6 separate regions of the Homo sapiens genome follow, and regions 1, 2, 3, 4 and 6 are each linked to region 5. Evidence: chromatin loops called from intact Hi-C (ENCODE). Cell type or tissue: dorsolateral prefrontal cortex. All regions are shown on one strand. Each heading gives the region's core, and the rest is flanking DNA. Links, peaks and the distances in the headings are about the cores only.

Region 1 (5,192 bases), core at 681-4,680, 210 kb before region 5:
CCATCATTTCAGTCATCTCAATCTGGCTAAGAACCATTTCTGGGGGACTAGTGTGTTTGTTGGTAGGTAAGGGGGCACACTGGCTTTTTGAGTTGCCAGAGTTTTTGCATCGATTCTTTTTCATGTGTAAGGGTTAGTGTTCCTTTAACTGTGAAGTAAGTTGAGTACAGTCAGTTGGCTTCATTTTAGGGTGTTTTCAGAGGGTCAGGAGTATGTACAGAATGTTTATTTGTTGCTTAATCTTTGCCTTAGTTTTCACAGGTGCTGTGTACTGGCAAAATATTTTTGTGTTGTATTTTCCACCGTGATCCAGTAGGTGGCACTTAAAAGTGTTAGCCAGCGGACAGGCAGATAGGCTTTTTTCTCAGCTGCACAGCTCTTTTGTGTTTTCCTCAAGTTAGCATAGTGCTCTTTAGGGGGTGGGGTAGAGATGACCCCCTCACCTTGTCCACTCCTGAGCCTTGGAAGAGCCCCCTCTGATCACTGACTCCACGCCTGTGTTTCTTTTATTAGGTGTTCTTGTCCATGGGGCTTCCTCATGTAGGGGCCACAGTTGGCAAACAGGTCATATCCTTTCTGGAATGGCTGTACAGAGGGAGGCACAACCCACTCCTCCACTGACCTGTGAACTTGGGCATCTCACTTCTTTTAGTGATGCAAGAGTGAGGATTCCCCCACTGCTTGGGCACCACCCAAGCCAGCAAGAACTGCTTGGCTAGGAGTTGCAGGGATGAGTGGGGTCACCTAATCTGCTGTCCAGCTGCTTCGCAGGGGAACATGGAGTTGCCCCCACCTGCAGAGTTCATATAAAAGCAGGACTGCTGGGCTGGAAGCTCTAGCAGGTGTGGGCTGCTGGCTGTGAGCAGTGGCAGTGGGTGGAGTCACTCACCATGCCATTAAGGTGTTTCCTAGGGGAACAAGAGACTGTGCTTGTCAGCAGAATTCAGACAGAAGTGGTACCACGGGGCTGGAAGCTCTAGCAAGTATGGCCTGCCTGGCTACAAGTGGCGGGGATTGGGTGAAGTTGCCTATCCTGTTGTTTGGGTGTTTCCTGGAGGAACAGGAGACTGCACCTGTTGGTAAAATGAAAACAGAAGCAGGACCATTGGGCCAGAGGCTGGTGCTGAGCTTTGTCTAGTGATTTGGGGTGGAGCAATCTTACTGCTCTTGGGTACCATTACTCTCCAGTCCTGTGAGCTGGTCTGTGTGGCTGGCAGGTTTAGCTGCCTTGACCGCTCAGCTTGCTCCCTGCTCCTGCCAAGGAGGGTGTAGTTTGCCCTGGAGGAGCATGAAGATAGGAGATGAGCACCAGTCCTCAGGACAAGGTCCCATGTGCTTTCACGACCTTTGCATCACCTGGCCCTAGACCCTCTCCAGCACCTGCCTCTCCACCTCGCTGTAGTCCCAGCTATTTGGGAGGCTGAGATAGGAGAATTGCAGTGAGCCGTGTTCTTACCACTTCACTCCAGCATGGGCAACAAAGTGAGACCCTGTCTCAAAAAAAAAAAAAAATAGGAAGCAAACTGTAAGAATTAAGAAATTTTGAAAAAGTAAAAAGTGTTTTTAGGAGAGAAATCAAAGCAGGCTGTAGAGTAACCTGCTAGAGTGATTAGCATGACTAAAAGAGAGACAGATGCTATCAGAATGATGGGGGGGAAGGTCCTGAAGGCATTGTGGAAATCTTTTAGGCAGCCCCTCCCATCATAGGCCCAGAGGCTTAGCAGGACAGAATGGCTTTGGGGGCCAGGCCTGGGCTCCTCTGCCTTGCCCTGCCTCAAAATGCAGCCCCTCCCTGCATCCCAGCAGCTCTGACTTCGCCTGAGGCTCAGATGGCCCCAGATACAGCAGGCTCAGTTCCAGAGGGTGCACATTTTAAGCCTTGGTTGCTTCCACATGATGTTAAGCCTGTGGGAGCAGAGAATAAAGGGTGGCTGAGGTTTGACAGCTTCCACCTGGATTTGAAGATGTGTGAGAAAGCCTGGGTGCCCAAGCAGAGCCTGTTGCAGGGGCAGAGCCCCCACAGAGAGCTTCTATGAGGGCAGTGTGGAGGAGAAATGTGGGGTTGGAGCCCCCACACAGAATCCCCACCAGGGCATTGTCTTTGGAGCTGTGGGAAGAGGGCCACTGCCCTCTAGACCCCAGAATGGTAGATCCACCAGCAGTGTTCACCCTCAGCCTGGAAAAGCCGCAGGCACTCAACTCCAATGTGTGAGAGCAGCCACAGGGTTGCACCAAGCACAGCCATGGGGAAGGGGCTGCCCAAGCCTCAGGAACCCTGCCTTGCGCCAGTATGCCCAGGATGTGAGACATGGTGTCAAAGATTAATTTGGAGCTTTAAGGTTCATTATCTGCCTTGCTGGGTTTCATACTGCATGAGGCCCGTTGCCCCTTTCTTTTGGCTGATTTATCTCTTTTGGAATGGGAATGTTTACCTAATGGTACAGCACCATTTTATTTTGGAAGAAATAACTTGTTTTTCATTTTACAGGCTCACAGCTGTATGGAAATTACCTGCAAGTCTCAGATGAGACTTTGGACTTTGGGCTTTAGAGTTGATCCTGGAACAAGTTAGGATTTTGGCGGGCTATTGGGAAGGGATGCTTGTATTTTGCAATGTGAGAAGGACGTGAGATTTGGGGGGGCCAAGGGGACCCTAACTGGACACATGGTTTCAATTTTTATCATATTATTTTGTAAAACTACTCAGGGTTTATTTATTCATTTGTCTATTGCTTATCGATCAGTCAATTTTTAATGTGGCTTCATGATCCTAGAGAAACATTAGACACTTAGCTTTGTTTCTTGTCTAGAAAATGCTCAATTCTATTTTGAGTCAGGGACCCCCAGAATCTGCATTGCCCTACAGTTTTTTTGTGGTGTAGATGGCAGGTAAATTTCTTCAGCAGACTAAGGCTGTTGATCTGGAAGACAATTTAACCTTGGGAAGTTGGGATGGATAAGATTTGCTGGCTTGCCTGGAAGGGTCTGCAAGGTTCAGTCCTGGGCCTCCTTAGGAGAGTGCTGCAGTTCAGGCCTGCATTTTCCCTCCGTTACCACTAGATGGAAGTGGTTTCTGCGATTTTTTTCCCCCAGTATTGGAAGCCAGCATGTCTGGGGAGCTGCATGTAGCACTGCTTATCTCGGTGGAAGGTGCTTGTCCTGGTGTCTGCATTCTGCAGAACAGCTGGTCTGCTGCTTTCCAGCCGGAGGTAGCTGCCCCCTGCAACCCAACACACAGGTCCATGCAGAGAACAGCAATCAGCCTTGTCCAGGCCTTGCTGCTTACCTAGTGCTGCCTACGCACAACTATATTCTGCCCTCACAGAACACCTCTGACATTGGTGTGGTGTCATCTGCAGTTTGCAGACCAGGAACTATTCAGTGGTGCTCAGGCCCTGGGCCTGTCTGCAGTGCAGGACCCCCAGGGACATGGGCCGCCTAAGCCAATGCAGGCAGGACTTGTCAGCAAGGACTCTTTTTCCCACAAGAGCCATGAAAAGCCTCTGCCTGTGGAGTTGGACCCCTGCCGTCTGCTGCCAGCTTCAGGCTCGCTGCAATTTGTGGAGCCTGATTTTATCTGCTCCTCCAACCTCCAACTCCCAACTCCCCTCCTAGCCACTAAGTTACCTTCCCACCCGCTCATCATCTCGCCAGACTTTCCATCATCACAACCTCTCAGGTTAACAAAGCTCTCTGGCCTCATGCCTGACTTCCTGCTCCACTCACTGCATAGCTGTGCTCCTGGAGGGAAAGATAGCCCACCACACACAACTGATAAAGGGCAGGGCTGAGATTTCAAATCAGGGCCTCTAGCCCCAATTCTCACATTCTCATATACCAACTACACCTCTCCTACTCTGTCCACACCTAAAAATGCTGCTCTAGTTCCTCTGTAGAAAAGTTTCTAATCAGCTGTCAAATCAGGCAGGAGTGGCACGTGCTGTGCCCACAGCAGACATGAGTAGCTGCTCACAGCGGTTGCTCTTCACCCCGCCTGGGGGAGGCCTCATCATCCTCATCATCACGCCCGAGAGGCTGCTTGGATGTATTTGATATGGCATGATATCACACTGACTGGTCATCCCTAGACTAAGGGCACTTCTCAACCCCAGAAGAATCCTCCTTGCTCCAAGTGTCCATTATCTGAAATCAATTTAATTACCTCTTAGAAAATGCTGCTTCTTGGGCAGGTGCAGTGGTGCATGCCTGTAATCTCAGCACTTTGGGAGGCCGAGGGGGGTGGATCACCTGAGGTCAGGGGTTCGAGCCCAGCCTGACTAACATGGTGAAAGCCTGTCTCTACTAAATACAAAAAATTAGCCAGGTGTGATGCCAGGCGCCTATAATCCCAGCTACTTGCGAGGCTGAGGAAGGAGAATTGTTTGAACCTGGGAGGCAGAGCTTGCAGTGAGCTGAGATCGTGCCCATTGCACTCCAGCCTGGACAACAAGCGTGAAACCCCATCTCAAAAAAAAGAACAAGAAAATGCTGCTTCTATTAAATGTGCTACTAATGAGATCTTCGTCATATAACACAAGCAGGTGTTTCTCTGCCAGGAACATTTAGTAAATGTCTGTTCTCAGTGCCTCCTATTGGGATGTTAGCCCATTTTAATTGACCTCATTAGTAAATTCACACTCTAGGCTTAGACACAAGTCCAGGATACATGGGAGAAGGGACAAGTGTCAGAGCAGGACTGCAGACAGGCGTCTGCCGGAAGCTCCTGGAAGGTTGGAGCAGGAGACACAAGGAGTCTTTGAAAGGAACGGGGCAGGGAGTCAAATCCTGCTTCTACATTTATAAGCCTATATAATAATCTTATATAATCTCATATAAAGCCTATTGTTGCCAACACAAAGTTGTGTAAGTCCTACTATTGGTAAACAACATCCATATCCCATAAGTCATTTAGATTTTAATGTGAACACTTGTGTTGTTTATTGTGATTTGTCTTTAGTCCCTGAATTGTACGTCCCATCCCAGTCAGGCTGTGACTGTGATCTTCATCAGCCTTTCTTTCTTTCTTTTTTGCCTGTTTTACTTTGAATATAGGCATCTTTTAAACAGAAAAACGAAGAAAGTTGTAAAATGAACTTCCATGTGCCCATTACCCAACTTCAACAACTCACAGCGATAGGAATCTTTCCCACCCACTCCCATCGTTGCTCCAGATTGTGCTGAAGTAATTCCCC
Region 2 (5,192 bases), core at 822-4,821, 1.0 Mb after region 5:
TCAGGGCTCTCTCCCATATATGTAAGATGTATATATATATATATATATATATATATATATATATATATATACACACACATATACACACACACACACACACACGCACATATATATATATACATATATATATATGTATATATAATCTACAATAGAGTCTGTTACAAAAGAAAAAGTACCCCAACACTCTTTCCATATCCTTGGGAAAGGACAGAGATCTGCCATTACAGATGATTCAATTTTTATGTTCCTTGTACTGATGACTCATGACTGCAAAGCACTGAAATTATATGGGACTGTAAAATGGTTACTAAAAGGGACTGAGCTTATCTTCAAACTTGTTCACCGAGCCCTTGCAAAGAATATGGATCTTATACTGAAGAGGATAAAAACAACAGATTTGAAAAACAGGATTCTTTTTTTTTTTCATTTTTGAGACAGGGCCTCTGTCACCCAGGCTGGAGTGCAGTGGCGCGATCTTGGCTCACTGCAACCTTCACCTCCCAGGCTCAAGCGATTCTCCTGCCTCAGCCTCCCTAGTAGCTGGGATTACAGGCGCTCACCACCAAGCCTGGCAAATTTTTGTGTTTTTTAGTAGAGATGGGGTTTCACCATGTTGGCCAGCCTGATCTCCAACTCCTCACCTCAGGTGATCCACCCGCCTCGGCTTCCCAAAGTGCTAGGACTACAGGTGTGAGCCACCGTGCCAGGCCTGAAAAAGCAGGATTCTCATCTCAGTCTTACCTTAACTTTCTGCTTGACACAGATTATAAGTGCGGATGAATTTGCATCATTTTAAAAAAATTCCTGAACACTACCCAGATCCGGTCAACAGTTCATGTTTGTTGAAGAAACAAAGATAATTGTTTAGCTATACTGAGCTTCAATAATTTTTGTTGAACCCAATGACTATTTTGGATTCTTTCTATTTCCTAAACTAGTCTCAAGTTATAATAAGTTAGGAACTGCAGTAGAAACTGCGTTAACATTTTGAGTTCCTGAACTCTAAATGCCATTTAGTAACTGGGCATGCCTACCAAATTCAAAAATAATTTTAATAAGAAAACTCAGGCAACAATTTCATTTTTAGTGATTTGTTCCAAAAGAATGCATGGATAAGTGTACAAACATATATGTAGAGGCTGTTTTTGCTATATTGTTTACAACAAGAAAAGTATTCAGGGCTTGGGCAATATAAACTTGTTATAGATTTGGTGGGATACATCTAGCCATTAAAAAGATTTTAATATGCAAAAATATCTAGTGCATATTTCAATCTTACATACACACATACACTCCACCTATCCATGCACACACAATACACTTGTACATATATGTTGCACACATTCATAAATGCATGAGGGGAAGAGTCTAAAAAGAAATCAAACTTTTAATATTGGGATTGAAAATGAAAGAGATATTTTACTTTCTACACTTCAAAAATATCTGAATTATTTTCATAATGAACACTTTTGGAAAAAAGTTATTTGTGGAGCTTCAATGTTACTATTAAAGGTGAGCATAAATACTGAGCATAACCATTGGCTCACCAAACCTCTGTAAATTCACATAACACTTCAAGAAAATGATAGCCATAAGTTTAAGAACTTTTTAAGAATGTTTACATATTCTGACCCCAGAATCCTTTTGAAGGAATGTCACTTAAGTAAATAATTTCAAATCAAGAAAGAGTCATATAAAGAATATGGAAACAATTTACATATGTAACCTAAGTGAATGAGGCAGTTACAGTACATCTACACAAATAGAAGCTATGATAAGCTCATAAAAACATGTACCCATAATTATGTGGTAATGTTATAGTGGTAAAAATGTTCTGTGTAGTGTGATCATAGCTATGTAAATATACAAAAGCAAGATTAGAAGTGTGTATGACAGATGGAAATATGCCAAAATGTTAATAATGGTTATGAATAAGAGTTTGGTTATATTGTCATTGTTATTAATATTTCTATACTTTTTCTTTAATGATCAGATTCAGTTCTACAATAAAAATAAAAACTACTATTTTTAAGCTATTAGCACAATCACTACCAATATAAAAAACACAGAGCATGTCAGATGACTTAGTAACCATAAAACAAAATCAACTAATGAAGGAAATTTTTAAAACTTTTGCCCTGTAGAAAAATTGGTGATTCCAATGCTGAAGCCACTTGAACTAGAGAGTAAATGGCCTTGACCCTTGCCTGAAATACGGTTTTTGGGCCGGGTGTGGTGGCTGACACCTTAATCCCAGCACTTTGGGAGGCCGAGGCAGGCGGATCACTTGAGGTCAGGAGTTTCAGACCAGCCTGGCCAACATGGCGAAACCCCCATCTCTACTAAAAATACAAAAAATTAGCCAGGCATGGTGGTGTGCACCTGTAATTCCTGCTACTCAGGAGGCTGATGCAGGAGAATCACTTGAACCCGGGAGGCAGAGGTTGCAGTGAGCCGAGATCACGCCACTGCACTTCAGCCTGGGTGACAGAGTGAGACTCTTGTCTCAAAAAAAAAAAAAAAAAAAAAATGGCTTTCACTGAAAAGGCAGGGGTATAGCAGTGTTTCCCAGCCATGATTAAGTGCCACCAATCATTAAAAAGGACCCTAAAGATACTATCATAAAGCCATTTCTCTTCAAGAAACTTTAAGATGAAAAAAATTCAAGAAGAGACATATTTGCTTTCAATAGGATGGCTCTCTGTACCTTACTTGGCACAAAGTAGGCGCATGTGCTCCTATGCAAATGACATCATATTGTTTATATTCTCCTGTACTTTGCTTTGTAGCTCAAGCAGTATTGTGGAAACTACATAATAATTTGTTTAGAGATTCATATGTATGTATCAAAACTAGAAAGAAAAGTAAGCAAAAGAAAGGCATAAAGTCTAATGAGTATAGCTTCTGAGCTGGGGAAGCAGAAGGCATGGGCAATGAGATTGGGGCCACACACATGGCTGAAAAGATTTGAGTAAGATTCTGTATGTTACTAGGTGGGGGATACACAGGAGTTTACTTACGTTATTTGATATGTTATATGTGACACTATATCTTTCTGTGTCTATAAATATTTTATAAATAAAAATGAAAAACATTTCTTTGTGTTAACAGGTTAAGATTCCGTTAAAAATTGAAAGCGAATCAAAAGAAGAAACTTTGCAACCTTGGAGGCCCTCTAGTGCCCAAATCAGGTAAGTACAGTTAATATCTTCAATTCTTTTATATGATTCGCTCAAAATATCATTTGCTTAAAAACAGAAATTAACAGCAAGATGAGGCAGGAATGCTATATGCCCAAATTTATTGAAGTTAAGTGGTTCATTTTTACACCAAATCTTTAAAATGTTGCCATACTGCTCTTCACTCTCTTTGAAGAAATGACCCCAAATAATATGTTTTGATTCTTTAGAAAGAATATTTCATACAACATTTCAAAATTTAGATATACGTATCAAAGAAGAAACAATCCTAAATTGTTGTGCCTGAATATTTTAAATTAGCTTTCTTCCTATATCCTTCCTTTAGATTTTTAGAATTATTATGTGTAGTAGCAATGATTTCCTTGCAGAATGTATGGAAGAATCCAGCCCACTGACTCCTTCCTCAGGACGAAGCACAGCACGACAGCCTTCAAGTTCCTATGTGTAAAAGTGATTCCTCTCGGCTGGGCGCGGTGGTTCACTCCTGTAATCCCAGCACTTTGGGAAGCCGAGGCGGGCGGATCACAGGGTCAGGAGATCGAGACCATCCTGGCTAACACAGTGAAACCCCCTCTCTACTAAAAATAGAAAAAATTAGCAGGGCGTGATGGCAGGCGCCTGTAGTCCCAGCTACTGGGAGGATGAGGCAGGAGAATGGCGTGAATCCAGGAGGCGGTGTCTGCAGTGAGCCGAGATTGCACCACCGCACTCCAGCCTGGGCGACTGAGCGAGACTCCGTCTCAAAAAAAAAAAAAAAAAAAAGTGATTCCTCTCTGTTAGTGATCTGCCGCGTCTCAGATACTTTACAAACATTATTGATCCCCCCACGATCACCTTGCTTGGTGGCATTTTTTTTCTCACAAGTTTCAGATGAAGAAACTGAAGTCACAGAGATAAAGTGACTTGCTCAAGGGCCCCAAGTGAGTCAATCCCCAAAATCTCCTTTGTGACAAACCACATTTCTTTTAGGAAGCAGGTATCTTTCTTCTTCAGCAATGTTCAATAAAAGCCACGTTTAAATTCCTTCATTTATGGTAAAGTCCATCATCATGTTTCATCCTTAGTAATAAAACAAGTGAAATAATCATGAATGGAACTCACCGACTTGTGTTTGTATAAAGAGGCTTAGAGTACCGCTGCTTGGCTAGCGATGCGATGTCTCCCAAGGGGTTGTCAACATCATCAGCATTTGTAGACTGCACATGACCACTGTTAGAATGGAAAGGAAAGAAGGCATATATTTCTGTATAAGAAACATAGAAGAAACCATTGAACAGTATTCTAACTTCCAAAGGAAATTTATTTGCCAAAGTAGATCAAAGGCTCAAAATGCAAAATGTAAAGCATAATGATAGAACAATTTTCCTTAAAAAATATAAAGATAATTTTCTCTTCTTCAGAATGAGCGGTGGCATGCTCCTTGATCTTAAGTTTGAGCCAGAGTGACAGTAAGGGCTGTTTTGTGTTTCTGAACAAAGAAGCGGGCTGTTCCTGCAGCCCCAGCACAACTCCTTTGGAGACCGGCTGGAGGCTGGGCAAGGAAGAGGCTGGTGTGTGCCAGAGATTATAAGGCTCCTGGTGAATGGAAACCCTCACAGGTGCAGAGGAGCTTGGGCAACAAGCCACGTGCCCCTGGGCCTGAGAGAAAGTTGAGAGGCTGAGTTAATGCCAATCAGAGAGTTTCAAGGACTTCTGGGGCCACTGGTAGAAACACTAGTCAACTGCAGAACTGAAGAGGCCGAGTAATGAGAGGGGTGGGCCAGGACTAAAGGTCCAGATCCCTCCTCCATATTCTTGGATCTACTTTGTTTTGTTTCAAGGTTCTTCTTCCATCTAAAAACCAGGAGAAGACCCCAACTGGCAGATAATGTACTTTTTTTTGCCATCCATGGAAAGCCGGCATTAAATGTAGAAATTAAGAGGTGATATTTCCATGCTGTTAATGAGCATCTCATCCCTTCTGCAATTATAACAGTTTTTGTGATTCATAAC
Region 3 (5,192 bases), core at 600-4,599, 690 kb after region 5:
TCAATGAAAATTACCCCCTTATCCCCACTGGATGGTGAGCTCACTGGGGGCAGGGCCGTGTCTTCCCTGTTTGCTCACCACGGAACCCTAGGGGACAGCCCAAGGTCTGGCCCTGCTGTGCATGCCGCAAACACCTGTTGAGTGAAAACAATGAACATCACTGGCTCCCAGGTCAACAGTCCCCATCTGTGTTCCTTTCTCTTGGAGATTTGCAAAGAAAGCCTCTGCCCACATCACCGAGGGCCCTGCCATCCAAGACAGGCCATGGCAATGGGAGCAGGTTGGCCACCAGGGAATCGGCTGCCTCCAAGAGAAATAGGCGAGCCGGTGAGCCGAAAAGGAAGCCAGCTTTTAATATCTTCCTCACTGATGGTCTGTTTCATGTTTCATTTCAGCATTGGCAGATACCACTGGGCAGAAGATTTCGCTCTTTGAAAATGTGGTTTGTATTTAGGATGTATGGAGTCAAAGGACTGCAGGCTTATATCCGCAAGGTGACTTTGTTTTTATTATTTATCACGGTAAAATTGCGGAGGTCTTTCGGGACTTTAGAAATAAATTCAAATTTTTTTTCTTTTTTTTTTTTTGAGACAGAGTTTCACTCTTGTCCCCCAGGCTGGAGTGCAATGGCACAATCTCAGCTCACTGCAACCTCTGCCTCCTGGGTTCAAGCGAATCTCCTGCCTTAGCCTCCTGAGTAGCTAGGATTACAGGCATGCGCCATCATGCCCAGCTAATTTTTGTATTTTAAGTAGAGATTGGGTTTCACCATGTTGGTCAGGCTGATCTTGAACTCCTGGCTTCAGGTGATCCACCCACCTCAGCCTCTCAAAGTGCTGGGATTACAGGTGTGAGCCACTGCACCTGGCCTTCAAATGTCTTAATAAGCAAATACATGGCAAGAGAACCAGACTGTAGTTTGGGTTGTTGAGATGAGGTTATTTATAAGATCTGTTAAGTCACTTTCGTTAAGATTGCAGGTTATCAGGTCCAGGAAGATGGTCACAGTAGAAACATCACATAGGTTGTGCTTTAGCCACATCTAGCCAAGAATGAAGTTCATTGAGCAATGGCAATTATGAGAACATAAGGACTGTGTTTTTCTCCCCCAAAATTGCCAGAATAAGATAGATATTCCCTAGTCCAGTGGTTCTCAGACATGCTTCCAGACCAGCAGTGCCGGCCTGCAGTGGGGCCCAGCAACCTCTGTTTTAACAAGCAAACCAGACACCTTCTCTATGCACTAAAATTTGAGAACCACTTATCAGCTCCAAGCCCCACTCCCCTGCTTTTTTTTTTTTTTTTTTTTTTAAAATAACAATTGGCTGGGTGTGGTGGCTCACGCATGTAATCCCGGCACTTTGGGAGGCCGAGGTGGGCAGATCATGAAGTCAGGAGTTCTAGACCAGCCTGGCCAACATAGTGAAACCTTGTCTCTACTAAAAAAAAAATACAAAAAATTAGCCAGGCATGGTGGCAGGCACCTGTAATCCCAGCTACTCGGGAGGCTGAGGCAGAAGAATCACTTGAACCTGGGAGGCAGAGGTTGCAATGAGCAGAGATTGTGCCACTGCACTAAAGCCTGAGTGACAAAGCAAGACTCCGTCTCACCAAAAAAAAAAAAAAAAAAAAAAATGAGGAAACTGAGTCCTGAATATGAGCCTGGATCTGCCTAGAGCCACCCGTTTAGCCAGCTGCAGAAGGCCTGCTGCTGTTCTGCTGGCTCTCTCTGATCCTGGTGTCCTTCCTAAGCTGTGGCCTCATCTTGATGGACAGAGGTCCCCAGGCTTCATGGGAACAAGCACACTTATGATATTCAGCCTTAGTGATGGTAACAGCCCTCCATTTTAAGTCCTGTTGCCACTTCACAACCAGGTGTGCAGGGGCAGGTGTCCCCAGCCACCTCCTCTGTGGCACAGCATATATAAACACATCCATCTGCAAGCTTCATAGAATGCCTAGGATGTGCCATGAACTGCCTACTCCCAAAGCTTCGGTGAGGACAGTTCCAGGAGCTGCCGAGCACTATGAGGACCTGTTTGGGGGCGAGAACTGGGAAAGGAGTATGTATATGAATTCCTGGGTAGGAAATCCCCCTCTACCCATTTGAGACGAATTCAGCTTTTTTGGGGAAAGAAAGCCAAAAAATAAGGGATTTATCTCCCCACAATGATGACGTCTTTAAGCTCAAGGACAACTAGTTATGATCATGCTGGCTCCTGTTTAAAACACACTCCACTTCTTTCTTAAAGGGGACCCAATCCTGCCTTAGGAGCAGAGTCCAGCGATGCTCAAAGCCTGTCTCCTTGGGCGGGAACCGGCTTTCGGGATCGCCCATGAGGCCGAGGTCTTTGGCGCTCTCTGGTGGCATGACGAGGAACCACTCGTATGACACGTGTTTTTGTCCCAGCCACCCCCTGCCCGCGAGGCGCCGCGTTTCCGCAGGTCCTCCCCAGCACCTGCAACATGGGGGCCCTGCTGTATCCGCGGGCTTAGAATGAGCAAGGCACGGGCCTACGCCACGGAGGGCTCCTTCTCCTAGGATCACATGCTGTCTGAATAGCTTCTGAGTTCTATAACTATTTGGAAGTGAAATAAGGTCAGTGTGATATTCAATGAGAGGAAGGCCGTTTCTGAATGTGACAGAGCGGACAGGATGCCCAGCTCTAGGTGGCAAACGCGGAGGAGGAGCAACAGCTGTGGCAGCCACAGAGCTGCAGCTCCATCAGGCTGCCTTAGAATCCTAGCTCAGCCAAGGCCTCCGGGTGCACCTTGGGCATGTCGCTCACCCTCTCCCAGCCTGTTTTCTTATCTCCAAAATGGGGATAATCATGATATCTTCTGTGTTGTGGGCTGTCCTGAGGATGCCGCAGTGGTGAGCGCTGGCACCTCAAGCACAGAGGAGCAACTCGATGGGCATTAGCCATTGTCTCTTCCAGAATGATCAAATACCTCCTCACGGTGTTTATTCTAACATTATAAAAGACAGTTTGGGTGGGATAAGAATAGTCCCATGAACAGAAGAAAATGACAATTGGTGTTCTGAGGACACTAGACCTGTGCTAATGTAGGGAATGAGTTTCTTAGCCTGCCTGGAAACAGCTGGTCAGTGAACGGTAAAAGCACTTGAGGAAAATTGCCAAGAGCGTCTAAATGAATTATACATGGGCAGTCTAATAAGGTTTTCTAGGTAGTTAAGTTCTGAATTAAATGGCCATGAGAAAAACAGATTTTCCCTTTCCTCTTTGAAGCATGTCCAGCTGTCCCATGAGTTTGAGTCACTGGTGCGCCAGGATCCCCGCTTTGAAATCTGTGTGGAAGTCATTCTGGGGCTTGTCTGCTTTCGGCTAAAGGTTTGTCTACATCTATTCCATTCTTCATTTTCTGTGAATGTGACAGAGGGGAAAGTGTTGTTCATTACCTCCATGCTCAAACACTGGCACTGGCTCTCCAGAGATGGCAGAGCAAAGCCTGCATTCTTTGGCCCACCGGCCTGCCCTGCCCCATGCTACACAGCCTTGTTTCCACGCACAGCGGCTGTTCCCGCTTCCTCAAGCCTGCCATGAGACTTCTAACTTACATAGCTTATTGGCCGCAGAATCTTTACCATTTTTCCTTCCTCAAGGCTCCATCCCACACCTCTGCCACTGGCCCTCCTTGGAGGACAGCGGCCTGTCCATAGCCTCACTAATCTGAGTGTCTTCTGTGGATCAACAGCATCAGCATCATCAGCATTGTCTGGGAGCTCCTTAGAAAAGCCAGTCTTGGGCCCCACCCTAGAGCTGCTGGCTGCGCACCTTTACAAGATGCCCACACAGGAGTCTGTTTGACACTGTGTTGTGGCGTGCTGTTATTTTGCTGCCTGATGCTGTGCATTCACCAGGTGAGGGCAGGCTGGCCCACACGGGTTGGGGCATAAGCCATCTCTACTGAGAATCATGATACAGTTCTCAAAAAGGCTCTAAGATGCACTGCACACATGCCCCTTGGTAATCTCCCTTGTGTACACAGAGCCAGGTGAGACCAAATGCTCTGTTTGGTTTATAAGGTTTTTTTTTTTTTTTTTTTTTTTTCTTTTTGGAGACAGAGTCTCCCACTCTGTTGCCCAGGCTGGAGTGCAGTGGTGTAATCTCGGCTCACTGCAACCTCTGCCTCCCGGGTTCAAGTGATTCTCCTGCTTCAGCCTTTTGAGTAGCTGGGATTACAGGTGTGCGCCACCACGCCCAGCTAATTTTTGTATTTTTAGAGATGGGGTTTCACCATGTTGGTCAGGCTGGTCTCGAACTTCTGACCTCGTGATCCACCCGCCTCAGCCTCTCAAAGTGCTGGGATTACAGGCGTGAGCCACTGCGCCCGGCTGAGGTAGCTTTTAATTCACAATCATTTCAAGCCTTTCCAGGAGGCTTCCTTGTTCAAATTAAAGACAGCACTCAGGAGAAGGAGCAGGCTGGGGTCAGTGTCATTGTCAAGGGGCTGCCAGTCAGAGTGTGGCACTGCCACTCCACCTACTATGTCCTTTTGCCTCACCTGACTCTTGGAGCTCTGAGGCGAGGAGGAGCTGCAGCCGTGGGAAAGCCTGCAGGTAGCAGAGCAGGAGAGGAGACTTGAGCCCTTGGAAGAGCACAAAGTGATGAGACCTGGGAGGTGCACAGAGGACCGAGAGGGCAAGACACGCTCTGGATGTTTGTGGGAGGAGCCTCAGTCCATCCATGTCCAGGATGTGTCCAGTCAACCAACCTTAGTGTTGGCATCGTGCTTATTAGACTCATCTGCTGTCAAGCAGTTGTTTTCATTCTTGTTTTTGTTGACAGTTTTCTTCTAGGACTTTTATATTCTATTTTTTTAACAGTTCTATTGAGATATAATTCACTTTGTTCATTTAAAGTTAACATTTGGGCTGGGCGTGGTGGCTCACGCCTGTAATCCCAGCATTTTGGGAGGCCGAGGAGGCCAGATCACTTGAGGTCAGGAGTTCGAGAACAGCCTGACCAACATGGTGAAACCTCGTCTCTACTACAAATACAAAAATTAGTCAGGAGTGGTGGCACATGCTTGTAATCCCAGCTACTCGGGAGGCTGAGGCAGGAGAACCACATTGAACCTGGGAGGCGGAGGTTGCAGTGAGCTGAGATTGTGCTACTGCGCTCCAGCCTGGGCGACAGAGCAAGACTCTGTCTCAAAAAAAAAGGCTA
Region 4 (5,192 bases), core at 467-4,466, 150 kb before region 5:
CCCGGCGTGGCCGGCAGGACCTGCATATCTGCCCGCCAGCCCGCACTGGAGTGGCAGGGTTGTGCCACAGTAGCGCCCAGTGAATCAGGTTGGCAAACTTAAGCGAGCATTCACCTAGAGCGAGTGAGTTGTTAGCAAAGCGAGGCCGCGCTCCAGCCCGCACTGTTTCTGATTCCGTGGGACCTGGTGGGCCCCAGAAATCTGCATTTCTAACAAGTTCCCAGGTGTTCCTGACGCTCCCGGTCGGGACTCCCACTTTGCGACCCTACGCACTAGACATTTGCTGCACGGATAAAGGTCAGAGAGCGGTGCCGGACACTCACTTCTCACCCTCCAACGTCAGTCCTCCCGGGCTGGTCCGCCCACCTCGCCCTCGCACGGCCTCCAGGCTCCAGGTGGTTCCCCTCCCCCAACTCCGCCAGGAGGCGCCGGCCCCGGGATCCCCCACTCCGCCCAGAGAGGGTCGCGCTCCCCCCAGGGGTGGAGGAGCACGGGGAGAAGCCCTCTGCCGCACCCGCGGGTGTCGGTGCAGGGCCCAGGTGCCGGAGGATTCCTTCCCCGGACGCTCGCCGCGGGCCGGGTCGGGACTCTGAGCAGGCGGGGCGGGGCGGGGCGGGGGCGGCGCTCCGGTGGGCGCGGCAGAGCAGCCGGGGCGGGGGCGCGGCGCACCTTGCTCCCGGCGCCCCCGCCCCGCGCCGCCGCCAGCCCCTCCCTGCGCTCCCGGCGCCCCCGCCCGCTAGAGACGATTCCAGCCCCTTCCGTCCGCCGCGCTCCGCCGCTGTCCTCCGCCGGCCCGCGTGGGAGGACGATGGGTCAGCGCGGAAAAAGTGAATGAGGGCGGCAGCGGTGGCGGCGGTAGCCAGCGCCTGACTCGGCGGGCCCGGAGCACCGCCCGCGTCCCGGCCCCCGGCACCATGGACGCGCCGCGCGCCTCGGCGGCCAAGCCCCCGACCGGGTAAGCGGCCCCGCGGTCGGGCGGGGTGGAGAGGGGGCTTCCCTGGGCTCGGACGCCCGCGTCCGCACCGCGCGCTCCCGGGCAGGGCGCCCTCTCTGCCGCCCCAGCGGGTGCTGGTGGTAGTGGTGGAGCAGGTGGTGCGGTGCTGGTGTTGGGTGCTGGTGTTGGGTGGTGGTGCGTGCTGTGTACTTTGGGCACCCGGGTCGTTGCCCAGGTAACCGTGTCGGGCCGGGGCCGGAGCGCACTTTTCGCGCGGGGTGGTTTGTATGCAGGCGTCCTTATGGGGGTCCCCGCCAGCACAGCCCCCACTCAGCTCCGAGCTTTCCTCAGGCCCCCCAAGTGTTTGCCGTAGGGGTGGAGCGGGGAGCGAGGGGACGCCCGGCCTTTGACTCCGGCCTCTTCCCTGCGGGCTTGCCCCTGGCCGGTTCCCATCAAGTCTTCCCTCTCCCGGCCTCGGCGGCAGCCCCAGGATCGGCTCTCCCGGCAGCGTGGAGGGGAGGGCTCCCCGGCTTCGCAGCCGCCCGGGCCCCGCGTTCTCGGAAGGTGTTCGGATTGCCCGGAGGGTTTCATGGCAGCAGCTCTCCCTCCCTGCCTTTATTCCAGGGTCTCCCCTGGCAGTGGAAGGGGCGTCCTAGTGGGGCCAGGCCTGAGGCGCAGACATCCGTAGCGGACCCGCGAGTCTGGCGGCCCATCCCTGTCTTCGCGATTCCGCTTTTGCCCAAACCTCTCCCGGTTTCTGTTTGCTATCCCCACACCTTGCGTGCAGGGATTACACGTCACATTCAGGATTTGACTCTCAGAAAGAGTAATTTCCCTCAAACAGGACGAGCAGCCCTGCTCATTATTCAGACCCCGAGCCAGGTGCGCCGTGCTCATCCCGGCCAGCGGTGCAGGCTGGGCCGCGGGGTAGCGCGCAGTCCCGGTGGACTTTGTAGTTTTCAGCGCGGCGCGCCGGGGACCTTCGAACTCGCTCGCTCGCCTGGAGCAAATGTGTATGAGTCTTGCAAATGGAATGAGGGTTGGGGTGAGCCCTGCACCTGCTTACTGAATGGGCCCACTTTCTGCTATGGCAACTGGACTTGAAGGAGGCAGCTTTGGGGACAACAAATCTTTTTTTCTGTTACAGTTGTGTCCCACTGACTCACCCTGCCCATGTGCCCATAGGCGGGCGTGTTGCCCAAGTGTGTAAAAGACTTTCAGTCGGGCTCTTTTTAAAATTTTAAAGTTTTCCTTTAATGCCAGGAAAAGGTGAGCCAGGTTAGCAAATCAAATAATCCTGAAGCTGAGGAATGTTAAAAAGAAGTTTTCTTTCTCTCTCTCTTTTTTTTTTTTTGCAGTGCACTTACTGGTGGTTATATAATTCTCTTTGAACAAACAAATTCCCCAGAAAGAAAGTAAATGTGGGAAATCCTTTTTCATGGTAATAGGCATCCCAAAATAACAGGGAAATGTGAAACAGAGGTATCTTTAAATCTGTGGCTTTCATAGCCTATTAAATGAGCCTATTTAAGGACACTGAATTATTTTGTCACTATCACCTTATAAATAAATATGAAGACAGAGAGAACATTTAAAAGGCCGGCAAAACTGTATCCAAAGAGTATCTGTAAGATCCTTGAAGGGAGTCTAATGATAGAAGTGAAAGGACTTACCCTAAGAGCGTGGCACTCTTTTCAGCCTGGTACTGTGTGGCAAGAGGTAGTCGAGGGCTGGCCTTCTCAGGGCTTCCCAGAGCTCTGATTGGCTTTCATATTTGAATTGCAAAGTAAAACTAAGGATTTTTGCTATGGAAAACATGAAATTATTCCTGATGCATTCAGTTCTTTCCCTCACTCATATCCAGTGTCTAATTTACTTGTCCGAACATCTTTGTCCAAGAAATGTAGACATATTATTTTTAACTTCTATTGTTCTCACTTTGTCATTTGTTAATACTTTCAGTGAAGAAGCATCAAGAAAATGTTAATATCCTTATATTTTTTCAGACAAGAATTACGTGTTTAATAAGCAATTTTGTGTTCAAATCTGAGGAGATAAATGGTGTTAGGTCTTCGAATATTTTATATAATTTAGGTGTATGCTTGCTAATTATAAAGGTTAGATATTGCTGTGAAATTTGTGGCTTTAGTACATTATTGGTGGCAGGCAGATTCTGTTGGCTCTTCACTGAGATTACTCCTCTGTTCCCTGAGATTAAGGCAGTGTTTGCAGTGTGCTTGAGGGAAATTTGTTTTCCATCTGATTCTGCAACCGTTTATTATAAAATCAAACTTTCAGTAAGCCTCTGTCTTCCCACATGATAACAAACTGATGTGGTGAAGCTGTTGCTGTTGCTGAAACTACCACTCCTCCTTGTGTTGTATAGAAACAAGCTAGACTGGGTGCAGTGAATTAACGAGATTTCACCCTGTGGCCTACAAACGCTCTTCTAGAAGATTACTGAAGGGAGATAGGTTGGTGAATGTAAACTCACTGACTCTGTGTCTGGCTAAATTATTAACAGGTAGTTATTAGTTATCTTTGTGAAAAACACAAATATACGTTTTTACTTGGATTGAAATTGTATGTTTTTTACTAGGAATTTCATTAAAACAGTGATGTATGACTTCCTTGACTCCTGGGGAAAGTGTTCTTTTAGGAAAGAGGCTGTGTGCAAAAACTAACAAGTCAGACTTGATGTGACTTTTAGGGAGTTTTAGAGCTCAGTTGAAGTATAAGAATTGACAGAATACTCAGAACACAAGTAAAGGCAAATTGCCTTTTGGTGAGGTTTTGAAGTATATTTAACTCTCTACTTTATCTGTTTACTTTGCGTTTGTCTGAATATTTATAGGAGCCATCCCAGTAGTCGGCTGTTACAGAACACAGGGCTAAATTTCCCATTGGACCCTCTGTTAATAAAGGACAGAAGAAGGCTTGCTGTTTGGCAGGACCATGCTTAATTTTTTTTTTCCTATGGAGGAAAGACATGTTTCTGTAGAATACAGTAATCTCCAATGACATGAAATGTCAAAACAGCTGGTGCATTTGATCAATGGCTGTATTCAAGCAGTTTGCTCATGTAAAAATCAGTGGAAGTTTTGCTAATCAGTTTCGTCAAAATGTGGACTTCATGTACACATAGCTGTTATTCATTTCTTTGCATAAATTTATATTTATTTAATCAAGTTATTAGAACCAAAAGAAATTTTAAAAAATTAATCGAAGTGGGTAACTTGAGCTACTCTAGTCCTGTCGGTGCCGCACATAGTATTAAGTGTAGAAGGCCTGTGACTCTTGGTAGTGACATGGGGCAGCCACAGTGACATTTTGTATGAAACCCTCATAAGCATGCAGATATTAAGAAAATATTAACTCTACACCATAATAGGAAGCTTAGGTTTCTAGGCCTTTGGCTTTTGGCTAACATGTTAGAGAAAGTGTTTACATTCTTTCAAATGAGAGCATGTATAATGAACTGTTACATAAAACTTTTCCCGTTAGATTTGAGCATTATTTTTAAAAGATATTACTTCTGAGCTACTCTTTATTTTGGCAATTCATTTAAGAAAGTAAAAGTTAAGAATTGCTTGATGTAATGTGGAGAGTAGGCCTAGGAATTTTAATGTTTTGTAATTAAAATATTTACTAATAAATTAGAAGAGTTGGACATTTCTGTGTTGCAATATCACATAGTCTCAGAGCATTTTTATTATTTCTCAGTGGTTCTATAAAGGGGATAGAACTGAAGTATGATTAAAATTTGTTACAAAGGTATTTGTTAAGTGTTGCATCTCTCCTGCCCCCAGGAACTTTTGCCTGCAGTCCCTCCTGTGTTTTCTCGTGACCTCCAGTGCACAGGTGGAGTGGATTATTATTGAGTGGAACCTTGACCCAGGCAGAGCGACAGCCCCCACGTATATGCAGGCCTGGATTCTGTGGACTTCTTAATTTGGGATCCAGGGAATGAAGTCATAATCTGTGTCCACGCAAGTGCTCCTGTAATTATTAAGAAAACAATGATTATAGGATGCATCTATACACCGTAATAAGTAGTTTAGGTTTCTAGGCCTTTTGTGCTTTGTTATAAATTTATGATTAAATTTAATTTTGTAATTGATCTGCAGTTTTGAAAAGTGAGCATAAATATTTGATACCAAAGTAGTATTAATATTTAGATCAAGGACATACAAATGTGAAATATGCTAACACTTGGTTCTGATTTAGACTTGAACTTTGTAAATACACTAAGAGTTCC
Region 5 (5,192 bases), core at 566-4,565:
GTAAATGAACTACAGTGAACACTGTTCATCACCTATGGGATTGGCAAAAGCCCAAAAGTTTGTTACTACACCTTTTTCATTAAACTGTGGGGCCCTTAAATGCATTGCTGAGCAAAATGCAAAGTGCTAGCTTTATGGTGGTGAATTTGGCAGTATCTAGCCAAATTACACATACATTTAGTTTTTGACACAGAAATCCTAGTTTTAGAAATCTACCCTGAAGACTCACTGGCAAAAATCTAAAATGATTCATGTGTAAGGCTGTTTATTGTGGCATTATTTGTAACAACAGGAGATGAAAGCAATGTTCATGCCCATCAGGAGGGGATTGGTAGATGAAGCTATGGTACATGAAGATGTGGTATAGCTACATGATTGAATACTATGAATCTGTGAAAGAAGGAAGAAGTTTGTTATATTATTGATATGAGGTGTTTTCTGGGATATATTTTTTCCACTTTTAAAAATCAAGGGTGACTTTTCCTATGAATCAAAGTAATAAGGCTTCAATGTGATAGATTAATATTAACTCATAAATAAGAATATACTGGGTTTCAAGCCCTAGGGCAGTACAGCACTTAAAATAATAATGGCTCCCAGTGATGACCATGCCTGCTGCTTCAGTCCTGTCTGTTCTAGGCACTGTGCTTAGTTGTGTGGGCTTATTTGATCTTCCTTATATAGACACAGAAAATATCCAAATGCCAGAGGTGAATTGGTTGATCAGATTTATTGATATCTACTTATGTTGGCTATGATGCTCTCTTCAATTAAGGATGTTAGTGACGTAATATTTCTGAAGAGCACTCTGCCGTTGTTTTTACATATTTTTTCCACGCCATTGATCCTAGTCTGCACATTTTGATGCCAGTGCTTGCTTAATCTTACCAGAAGAGGGGATCAAACGGAGGCATGAGTCACATCATCCTTTTGCTGCTTTGAATGTCCTCTATTTTAAGGGATTTTGCAGCTCTTCCTTCCCTTAGTTCACTGTCTGGGCTGTGAGAGGCACTCCTTTTGTGTATATCCGGTGATAAAATGTAACACTGATCCATCTCCTTGTGAATTCCTTCCTTCCTTAGCTTAGCGCTTAGCTTAGCACTTCTTGCTTTACAGGAAACATTGCAGTGAGTATTGGCTTTATTGGTGCTCCCCCTGCTGGCTGTTTCTATGTCTTTGTGCAAACAGGGTAACAGCTTCAGCTTCAAGTCATAGTGAATCTCTGATGAGCACAGAGGCTTAGCCTGGCGGAGGCCGAGGGCAAGCCTACATCATTGGGGTGTTAAAGCCGAGCTTTCAATTCTGGCCCAGCATGCAGAACCTATCTTCACTTTCCTCATCTGCTAAACTGCCCACTTTGTAGGTTCATTGTAGCGATTAGAAATTATATAGCTCATCTGACACTCATAGGAAATGTTCTGAAATGGTGAGTAAACCTGACCGGAGCCCTCCAGAAAGTTTGCAGATACTATTATGTATTATTTTTTCTTGAGAAAATGTAAGTGGTTTATTATGTCTGTAACTTGAAGACTCTATGAGAATAGATTTGCATTAAAAAAATCCTAATGTAGATGGTCAAAGAAATTTGATCTTCTCTGGAAAAGTTAGTGAATTTCTTAGAAACTGAAGTTTACTCTGTTCCAAGATATATCTTCACTGTCTTAATCAAAGGGCGCTTGAATCATAGCAAATATTCTCATCTTTCAACTAACTTTAAGTAGTTTTCCTGGAATTTTACATTTTCCAGAAAACACTCCTTTCTGTATCTGTGAAAGAAAGTGTGCCTCAGGCTGTAAACTGGGCTGCACTGGACACCTGCGGGGGACTCTGGCTTAGTGGGGACATGGTCAGTATTGATTTTCCTCAAACTCAGCCTGTGTAGCTGTGAAAGCATGGAACAGATTACACTGCAGTTAACGTCATCCCACACATCTGGACTCCAAGACACGGGGAGGTCACATAGTCAGTTGTGGATGCCGGTTAATGATAAGGTGTGAGTTAGCTCTCGGGTCTCTGTTTCCTAAGTCACACAAACAGCAGTGATAAACTGTGCTAACGGATGAGACAAGGTACCTGAGTTAATTTGCAATTCAGCACACAAAAATGGAAAAGAAATTATTATATCAGTCTGATAAAGTGCAAATGTTCTGATGTAGGAGTAAAGTGACGTGGGTTCTAATCCTGGTTCTGTTATTCACCAGGACAACAGACCAGTCATTAGCAGGCCTTTCTCTGAAGAATGAACTTTTGAAAGTAACTGGCCTTTTATGGGCCCTGCTTCTTGGTTTCTTGGTTTTTTAAAAAATCCAAATTCTATAAATTTGACCAATCTAAAGGTATTACTACATGCTTCATCAGATATCTCTGCATTTCTTGATACCATAAAGTTAAAGTTCTTCTGGTAAAAGAGTTAAAAATCACTGCCTTATAAAACAAGCAAACAACAAAATAAACCTGTCTGGAGACATTTTGTCCATTTGCCCTGTTCAGGCAGTGACAGAAATAGTGTCATTATAGTGTTTCACAGATGGACGGAGCTTACATTTGAAGTGATTTCCATAGCAAAAGCCCTAAAAAAGTTTCCAGAATTCGTGTTGAGTGGCGTTGTTTCTGATGGAAGCCTCTGCAGTATTGGAGGCAGGCATTTACAGGGAAGCCCACCAGTAAAATAAAATTTTCAGAAAAAGTTATTAAAAGCTACATTTTAAAGGAAACTCCATAATTTCAGCTGCCCTGAGTCCTATGCTTACAGAGAGCCTGCATTTCCACCCAGCTGATCCGGGTCTCCAGGGGGATTACAGAGAACTTGCAAATGCGGCCCAAAGCATGTGTGGAGCTGTGCTGCCACAGGGTGGCAGTGTTGTCACACACACAGCAAATCCCCTCGCGAGCTTTTCTGGGCCTGGAAAAGCTCAAATCTGTTCTGTTTTTGGAGTGTTCATCAGTTGAGAACAGGAAAATGTGTTCCGAGGGCTGAGCCACGTGTTTATGAGGTAGAACTAATTTTTGTTATACATCAGTTGTGTAGAGATATTTTTAAAATTTAGCTTGTACCTTTAGAAAATGCTTTATAAGGCAGAGGTTGCAGTGAGCCTCGATTGCGCCACTGCACTCCAGCCTGGGCGACAGAGTGAGACTCCATCTCAAAAAAAAAAAAGCTTTATATTCAAAACAAAATAAATTGCATATGGCAGGTTTTAAGAGTAGAGTAGGAGAATCATGTCCAGTGCCTACAAGTCTAACAGAGTTTCTTGTTCCTTGTTCTCCTGAGCCTTTCTCAGTATCTGCATAGTTCTTTTAAAGGTTGTATGATCTTCTGTGTAAAGGGAAAAGCGTGGCTTTTGTTTTTGTTTGCTTGAATTTGGATTCTGAATTATTCACATACAGTTTGTGACCTCTTAGAGCCTTGTCTTCCCGTGTGTACCGTGAGCTCATAATCACCAGCACCCAGCATTCTTATGAGGATTAAATGAGTGCCAAGCACAGGAAGGAGCTCACAGCTAGCACTCGATGAAGGTTGGCTCGGCCCTGTTGCTCATTGCTTCTTTTATTCTGGTATAAGTAATGTGAAAGTCACTTTATCCCAAAAGCCTTTTTTCATTTGGGAGGTTTTCTTTATGAAAGACACCTGCAAATGTATTCGTGAATCAAAGGATATGACAACTTTATGGCATTACTGCATTGTTTCCCTTGATGACTGTGTCATCAACAACAAATAACAATATGTTATTATGGCCACTCAACTCTCCATTTCTGATTCAGAGCCTTGTGTATATAAAACTCCTATCAACTATTGGAAAGTAAATAGACCTTAATGTGTAATCTAGAAAAATCATTCTAAGGTTCTTTCCATACCTATTTGACCATTAAAAATAGGCCAGACATGGTGGCTCATGCCTGTAATCCCAGCACTTTGGGAGGCCGAGGTGGGTGGATCACCTGAGGTCAGGAGTTTGAGACCAGCCTGACCAATATGGCAAAACCCCATCTGTACTAAAAATACAAAATTAGCTGGACGTGGTGGCAGGTGTCTGTAGTCCCAGCTACTCAGGAGGCTGAGGCAGGAGAATCACTTGAACTCGGGAGGCGGAGGTTGTAGTGAGCTGAGATCGTGCCATTGCACTCCAGCCTGGGCAACAATAGTGAAACTGTCTCAAAACAACAACAAAAAAATAGTTTTAAAAATATTCTTATCATATGATCTCTAATGCAAACCTGGAACCCATCAGAGGAGGGTTTTGGTTTTAAAGCTTTGATGAATTTTTTTCCCAGAGTGTTCGATTCTTACAATGGGAGTAGTATACACATAGATCCTGAAGAGTTGATAAACAGGGCCTAATGCCAGTACCAGTTCTCGGAGGGAAAAAAATAAATGTAGATTTTTCACCACTTGGCTGAAAATGTGATGTTTGTAAGGATACTGAGGTAGAAAACGTCCCTTTCAAATACTGGTTTTCCGTATGTTCCCCTAAAACATGACTATTATTTCCACTGTCTATGTTTCCTTTCTGGCCTTCCCCTGCTCTTTGTCAGACAAGTATAAAACAAGAATCTCACTTGCCTGCACATGGATTTAAGTTGCTTCAGAGACCAGAGAAGGTGAGAAGCAGAGCTCTCTGTCCCTCGGTATCCTTTCCTGTCTAGGAGATGACATCTCCGCCATCACAGTGCCTCGGGCCAGAACCCTGGGGTCCTCTTTGCCCCCTTTGCTCTCCCACTCCACCTGCAACCCTCATAGCGTCTGTCGCCTTCAAGATACATCTAGGATCTCACCACTTCACACAGCCTGGCCTTGTCACCTGGCCCAGGCCTCCTGGCGGCTCCACTTCCCAGCACCTGTGGTCTCCAAAGCCTCCTCCCCACCTCCCTGCTTTGCGCCCTGCGGTTTCACGCGGCATCCAGAGCGCAGCGCGCGCGGCCGCCAGGTGCGCGCGGCCGGGGGCTGCAGAGAGCCTGCAACGCCGCCCCCGCTGCCCTCCTCCAAGCTCCTGGCCAGCTCTTCGTGTGTCTTGATCCAGGTTCTTAAAAAAAGGAAGTGGACTATAGACAGGGTGTCCCACACACTGGCAGTCCCAGGGTCGGCCCTTGGGGCTGCTGTTTCTCAGCTCGCCTCCCTGCCCACACAGCCCCTGCACCCCCGCGCTGTGCCTTCCCTGTCCCCGGCGCTGTGCCTTCCCTGTCCCCCACGCCTT
Region 6 (5,192 bases), core at 397-4,396, 960 kb after region 5:
AGCCCAGAATGAATGAGTTTGAGGTGAACAACCTCATACCCGCTTTTCCTAACCCCTCCTTTTTAAGCTCCTTGATGGAAAACTTTGCTCGTTACATCTCCTTGCTTCCATCTCTGCCTGCTCCAGCGCCTTCCTCTTCCCCTGCCACCCTCCCAGGAGCATGAGCTCCCCATACACTGTGCACCCCAGGGTGTTTCTGCCCAGGGGCAGGCTAACGTGCAGTGGGGGCTGCGGCCTAACGTGGACTAGAAGGCCTTGGGTCCTGGTGCCAGAGAGCTCACCTCTCCCTCCTTCCTCGGCATCGCGGCCTTCCCCATGGAGGTCCCATCATCTGCCGCTGCTGCTTTGTCTTAGAAAACTCAGGGACACTCACTCACTGCCCCTGCTTCATGCCCCTCGTGCGTCCACACCACACAGTGGCTTATAGGGTACCCACTCCACGAGGGAGCTTAGGCAGATCCTGATGGGACAGAGAAACAAAAGCAGGAGCCCATTTCCAGCAGCGTTGCGTTCCGGGGGGTTCCTCTCCTAATCCAGGGGACAGAGGAGCTCACCGGTGATACTGCTGTGAGGGGAGAGGTGCGGCGATAGAGGGTGCTGTGGGACTCCCCAAGGACCCCATCGGCCTGGTGGGGGCTGGGGGTGGGTAGCCTAAGGTCAATTCCATCCCAGATTTATCTGGCCCAGCTCATCAGTCCCAGGAGGGATGCCTGGTGCTTCCTTCTCTCGATCCCCCATTCTCCCCGAGCCCAGTCAACGCCTGTGCAATGTGATGAGTCGCTCCGTGTTTAGGGAAGCGACTCATCACGGGTCCAGCACCCTTCACAAGCTGCCCCGTGTTCCTTTTTAGCTTCACCCCCACCCCCCACTTTGCACACACTCTACACACTGCAACCTCAGCCGACTTCCGTGGCCAGCTATGCAGGGTCTTGTTGGCCAGGCTGCTCCTCTGCCTGGAATAACCTCATCTTCCTCCCTGGCAGGCAAGTGTGAGTCACACAGGGCTTCAAAACATACTAAAATGTCACCTTCTCTTTGAACTTACCTGCCCCTCTTCCTGGCTTGCCCTCCCCCATCCACAGCCGATGCTGTCTCCTTTTGAACTCCCGTCAACTGGGTAAGACTTTGGTGCTGGCACTGCCTAGGTACATCGTAATAAACAAGTGCTTATTCACAATAGCAAAACAAACCTGGAGCCCATCAACAGTGGACTAGGTAAGGAAAACATGATACCTATACACCGTGGAATACTACACAGCTGTAAAAATGATATCATGTCCTTTGCAGCAACATGGATACAGCAGGAGGCCATTATCCTAAGTGAATTAACACAGGAGCAGAAAACCAAATACCGCATGTTTTCACTTGTAAGAGGGAGCTAAACATTGGGCACACATGAACATAAAGATGGCAGTAACAGACATGGGGGACTACTAGAGAGGGAGGGAGGGAGGGAGGGGGAAAGACTGAAAAACTACCTATTGGGCACAATGCTCACTACCCAGCTGATGGGATCAATTGTACCCCAAACCTCAGCATCAAGCAATATATGCACGCAACAAACCTGCACGGGTACCCCCTGAATCTAAAATAAAAGTTGAAGTGAAAGACAGAAAGAAAGAAAAAGAAAGAAAGAAAGAAAGAAAGAAAGAAAGAAAGAAAGAAAGAAAGAAAGAAAGAAAAGAAAGAAAGAAAGGAAGAATGAGAAAGAAGGAAGGAAGGGAGAGAGAGAAAGAAAGAAAGAAAGAAAGAAAGAAAGAAAGACAGACAGACAGACAAACAAGTGCTCCGCGAGCTCCAGGAGGGCAGGAGCTGATTTCATTCCCTGCAAATCCTTGTGCCTGGCTGGGTGCCAGCACACAGTGGGTGCTCAAAACATGTGGGCTGATGGAAGAAGAGAATTTGCTTCCATCACTACAACTGTGAAGTCCTTTAAGATAGCAATGTGATAGACTTGACCCCTGTAGAAAGCAGAGCCACGCTGAATAGAATCAGCTGATTTTTTTTTTTTTAACATCTGGCGAATGATTTCATGGGATCTGGCCTCAGTTTCCTCCCTGAGAGCGTGATGCGGGATTCTGTCTGTGGGCTCCGCATTGGTTGATTCAAGGACCTGGTCAGTACTGCCATCTGGTGGCCGTTTACCCCATTTGCAGATTGGGCTCTTAAAAGCTCCAGCACAGTAATTCTGCAATCATTATTATTTATTTATTTTGGTAAAATTCCCATTTTTTTCCCAACTCACAGGGGAAGAAAAAATACTTTTAGTGTGAGAGGGAGAGGATTTCCTCACCATTATTTCCCTCCTAAAATCCCACCCCCACCCAGACCTGCACAGTCCACAAGGAGAGCCCATGACGAATAGCCTGGCCTTGGTGGAAACCCACGGCACTCTCTGGCTGTCTGCACTTATGCATCTCCGAGGAGAGCAGAGATCGCCTTATCAGACCTCCCGCAGCGAGGTAAGCTTCAACTCCAAGGTCAGGAGCAGCTCAGGCTAGGAGTGGGCCAGCGACCCATTCTGTGCTCTGCTGCAGGCCCCTAAATGCAGCATTTGATTTCTCTTAGGACAAAATGAAGGCTTGTTAAATATATATATATATTTAAAAGGCAAGCACAGCCAACCAGTGCCACTCTCATTGCTTTATCTCTCCTTGTAACCCTACAACAGTCAATGGAAAGACAAAATGTGGGCTGCTAATTCCTCCTTCCTGGGACTTCAGGTCGGCATCTCCTCATTACAGCCATCATTCTAGAAATTAATGACTATGCTCTTTGTTCTTTGATACTTGCAGCGATGATCTAGGCCCTTAAATGCAGGGCTTAAGTTCCCCTCAAAAACCAGGGCTATGTCGGCAGGCTAGTCAGACTGTCTGGAAGAGCAGCCAACAGGAAGTCGTAGATTGTCTGTGCTTCTTCTGAGTTTGGATGCGTCTTTACCAGAAAACTATACTGTCTTCCACAGCAGCTTTCAACTCATGATCCTCCCTCTTGTCCCTCTTAGCAAACCACTACCAAGTGGCATTTTAAGATGTCAAAAAATCCCAGCATAGAATTGCTTCATTGTGAGTGCTGGTGCTGGCACACAGTGGGTGCTCAAAACTTGTGGGCCCAATGGAAGAGCATTTGCTTTTATCACTCTACAACTGTGAACGTCTTTATGTTTTCTCTGTACCTGAATTATAACAAGGCAAGGATTGGGGCTGATTCTGGGATTTTGGGACAGTTAAGGCAGCCAATGGAATCTGTTAGCACGAGTATTTCCTAGTCTTCCTGTGAGAAACAGAAGGAGGGACCCTTGAAATGAGGTCCCTGGGGCTCTTGGTTGAGGACCTGAAAGAAATGAGAGAAAGATGGATCTGAGCCTTTTAGGAAGACGTCTTCATTTGAGGTAAGGTTTTGTCTTAGGGCCCTACATTCCCAGCAACAGGCTCAGGGGATACCTCTGCAGACCACACAGGGAGATTTGCTCATTCATCCATCCATTCACTTATGCAAACGATGATCATAAACAGCTTGCTGCAGGGACTATGCTGGGTACTGGAAATAGGGCGCTGAGAGAAAATGACCATGGTGCTTGTTTGCAGAAAGCATAGAGCCTCGTGGAGGGAGATGGAGATTAACCAAAGTATCACATAAATGACTGTATGGTTACAACTGAGAATATTATGAAGGCGAGGAACCTATCATACAAGACCATAGAACAGAGGAGCTTTACTCGGCCCAGGAGCCAGCCAGGCTTCACTGCGGAAGGTAATCTTTTATGGAGAACTGATGGGTAAATGGAAATTTACTGGGTAGACAGAGGGGAGAAGAGAGCCTCCCCACCTTCCAGAAGGAACAGAGCTACAAAGGGAGAGAGAAAGAGATCTGAAAGAGGCAGTGTGCGGGATGGAGCCTGGGGGAGAAGGCACAGTTAGCACTGGGGTGGTCTCTGGCCTGGGCAAGCCTCTTGGACAGCAGCCTACAATGCATGGCCAGCCATGCTGAGCTCAGAGAGAGAATCGTACGAGAAAAGTGCAGGCTCCTCACTGACACACAGGATCTCTGTACTAGAGCAGTGCCTGGGGTAAAAGATTAATAGTTGCTTAATAAATTGTTATTGAATGAGTAAATGGAAAAATGCTTGGCCTCAGCCTTGGGAGGTGACTTCTAGCAGGGGGAAGCTCCTACCTCCCTTAGTTTTTCTTCCCCTCATTATCCTCAAGGAAGAGGAGTGCTTTTGTATTGGTCTAGTCCAGGGATATTGATTGGGCCATGTAGTTCTGGTGAGCATTAGACAGAGAGATACAAAATAAACAGGCATTAGGGTGAACACTGTTCTGTGCTTTTGCTCTGGTTCCTGTGTTTTGTATTTGCTTCTCCTTGCTGAACATTTTTCCTGCTACCATCAAAGGAGTAAGGATAATAACAGGGCTAGGCTGAGGAAAACAAAGAAGTAAAGTAGTTTTACTCCTGCTCCCTTCAGTTCAGGCAAGTGGTGTCACTGAAGTGATTCTACGTGGCTTTGAGGCCAACAGTGACACCCAGGGATTTTCTCTTGAGGCTTAGCTTCCCATGGGAAGCTTGCAGGGGTAGGTTGCTGACCCAGGGTCAGATTCAAAATTTAGGAATGCTAAGTGTCAGTCAGTAATCTCTATCTCTTCTATTTTTACTCTTGAAGATGGTGTATGACAGTAGATAGTGTCAGAGGTGAGCATACAAGAGCAGAAGAATGCAATGTGGCTTTGGGGCTCTCCCATCAAGAAGTGGGGTCCATTTCCTGATCCCTGGAGTCTGGACTCAGGAGCAGCCTGTGACTTGCACTGACATCAATGGATAATGAAATGGATGGAGACAGAGTTGTGCAAATTCCAGAAGCTACGCCTTGAGGGCTCTTGCAGATTTTGCTTTTGACCTCTTGAAACTGCCCTGAGACCACTAGGAAGGAATACCTATCTGGTTTTCTGGAGGAAGAGAGTCACATGGAGAAGAACTGAGGCAGCCACCAACTGCCAGACATGTGACCACCAGCTCTGCTGACCCCACAGCTCAAAGAAGCTGCACAGATGAGCTGAGGCCACACTCTTCAGGGAACAATCCGCACAGTCCTGAGAGACAGCAACTCCTTGCTCTTCTGAGCCACTAGGCTTTGGAACAGTTCATTGCCTCTTTTACATGACATACTCTAATTGCATCATCTTGTTCAATGC

The links. Peaks named below come from ENCODE experiments on the same cell type or tissue, not always from the same donor. Only the 100,000 strongest peaks of a DNase experiment are listed, where the experiment ranks them.
Region 1: a loop joins it to region 5, with 7 times the contacts of the local background. A loop is called at or near these places in 93 of 110 quality-filtered maps.
Region 2: it touches region 5 in a loop (8-fold over the local background); 30 of 110 quality-filtered maps call a loop at or near these places.
Region 3: it touches region 5 in a loop (10-fold over the local background); 84 of 110 quality-filtered maps call a loop at or near these places.
Region 4: it touches region 5 in a loop (2.9-fold over the local background); 4 of 110 quality-filtered maps call a loop at or near these places.
Region 6: a loop joins it to region 5, with 7 times the contacts of the local background. A loop is called at or near these places in 25 of 110 quality-filtered maps.

The regions. Positions count from the first base shown.
Region 1 is chr7:51,365,117-51,370,308 of GRCh38, reverse strand. No RefSeq gene overlaps it. Among named protein-coding and RNA genes, the nearest start is that of COBL, 51 kb to the right of the region's middle. In dorsolateral prefrontal cortex, for the core only: CTCF peaks have their summits at 2,860 and 3,060 (motif pointing right); a DNase peak (open chromatin) is centred at 3,181.
Region 2 is chr7:50,140,498-50,145,689 of GRCh38, reverse strand. It overlaps SPMIP7 (sperm microtubule inner protein 7), which reads right to left. Exons shown (of 9, transcript NM_001161834.3): 7 at 4,302-4,409. Among named protein-coding and RNA genes, the nearest start is that of SPMIP7, 47 kb to the right of the region's middle. In dorsolateral prefrontal cortex, for the core only: CTCF peaks have their summits at 2,991 and 3,190 (motif pointing left); no DNase peak of the experiment used is centred there.
Region 3 is chr7:50,465,375-50,470,566 of GRCh38, reverse strand. DDC (dopa decarboxylase) reads left to right here. Exons shown (of 15, transcript NM_001082971.2): 12 at 396-494; 13 at 3,252-3,353. Among named protein-coding and RNA genes, the nearest start is that of FIGNL1, 18 kb to the right of the region's middle. In dorsolateral prefrontal cortex, for the core only: a CTCF peak has its summit at 2,367 (motif pointing left); a DNase peak (open chromatin) is centred at 2,366; H3K4me3 peaks cover 804 bases.
Region 4 is chr7:51,312,356-51,317,547 of GRCh38, reverse strand. COBL (cordon-bleu WH2 repeat protein) reads left to right here and starts at 739. Exons shown (of 13, transcript NM_015198.5): 1 at 739-955. The coding sequence starts at 915. LOC124901633 (a long non-coding RNA gene) reads right to left here and starts at 564. Exons shown (of 2, transcript XR_007060324.1): 1 at 324-564. RefSeq lists an enhancer at 1-481. In dorsolateral prefrontal cortex, for the core only: no CTCF peak of the experiment used is centred there; DNase peaks (open chromatin) are centred at 1,174, 1,556, 2,007, 2,664 and 1 weaker place; H3K4me3 peaks cover 4,000 bases; H3K27ac peaks cover 4,000 bases.
Region 5 is chr7:51,158,875-51,164,066 of GRCh38, reverse strand. The region is part of intron 5 of COBL (cordon-bleu WH2 repeat protein); the gene reads left to right. Among named protein-coding and RNA genes, the nearest start is that of COBL, 160 kb to the left of the region's middle. RefSeq lists an enhancer at 2,741-3,035. In dorsolateral prefrontal cortex, for the core only: CTCF peaks have their summits at 943, 1,143 (motif pointing left), 2,642 and 2,856 (motif pointing right); DNase peaks (open chromatin) are centred at 1,176 and 2,876; H3K27ac peaks cover 4,000 bases.
Region 6 is chr7:50,202,462-50,207,653 of GRCh38, reverse strand. No RefSeq gene overlaps it. Among named protein-coding and RNA genes, the nearest start is that of IKZF1, 100 kb to the left of the region's middle. RefSeq lists a silencer at 806-855 and enhancers at 162-1,091, 1,872-2,051. In dorsolateral prefrontal cortex, for the core only: a CTCF peak has its summit at 2,128 (motif pointing left); a DNase peak (open chromatin) is centred at 2,113.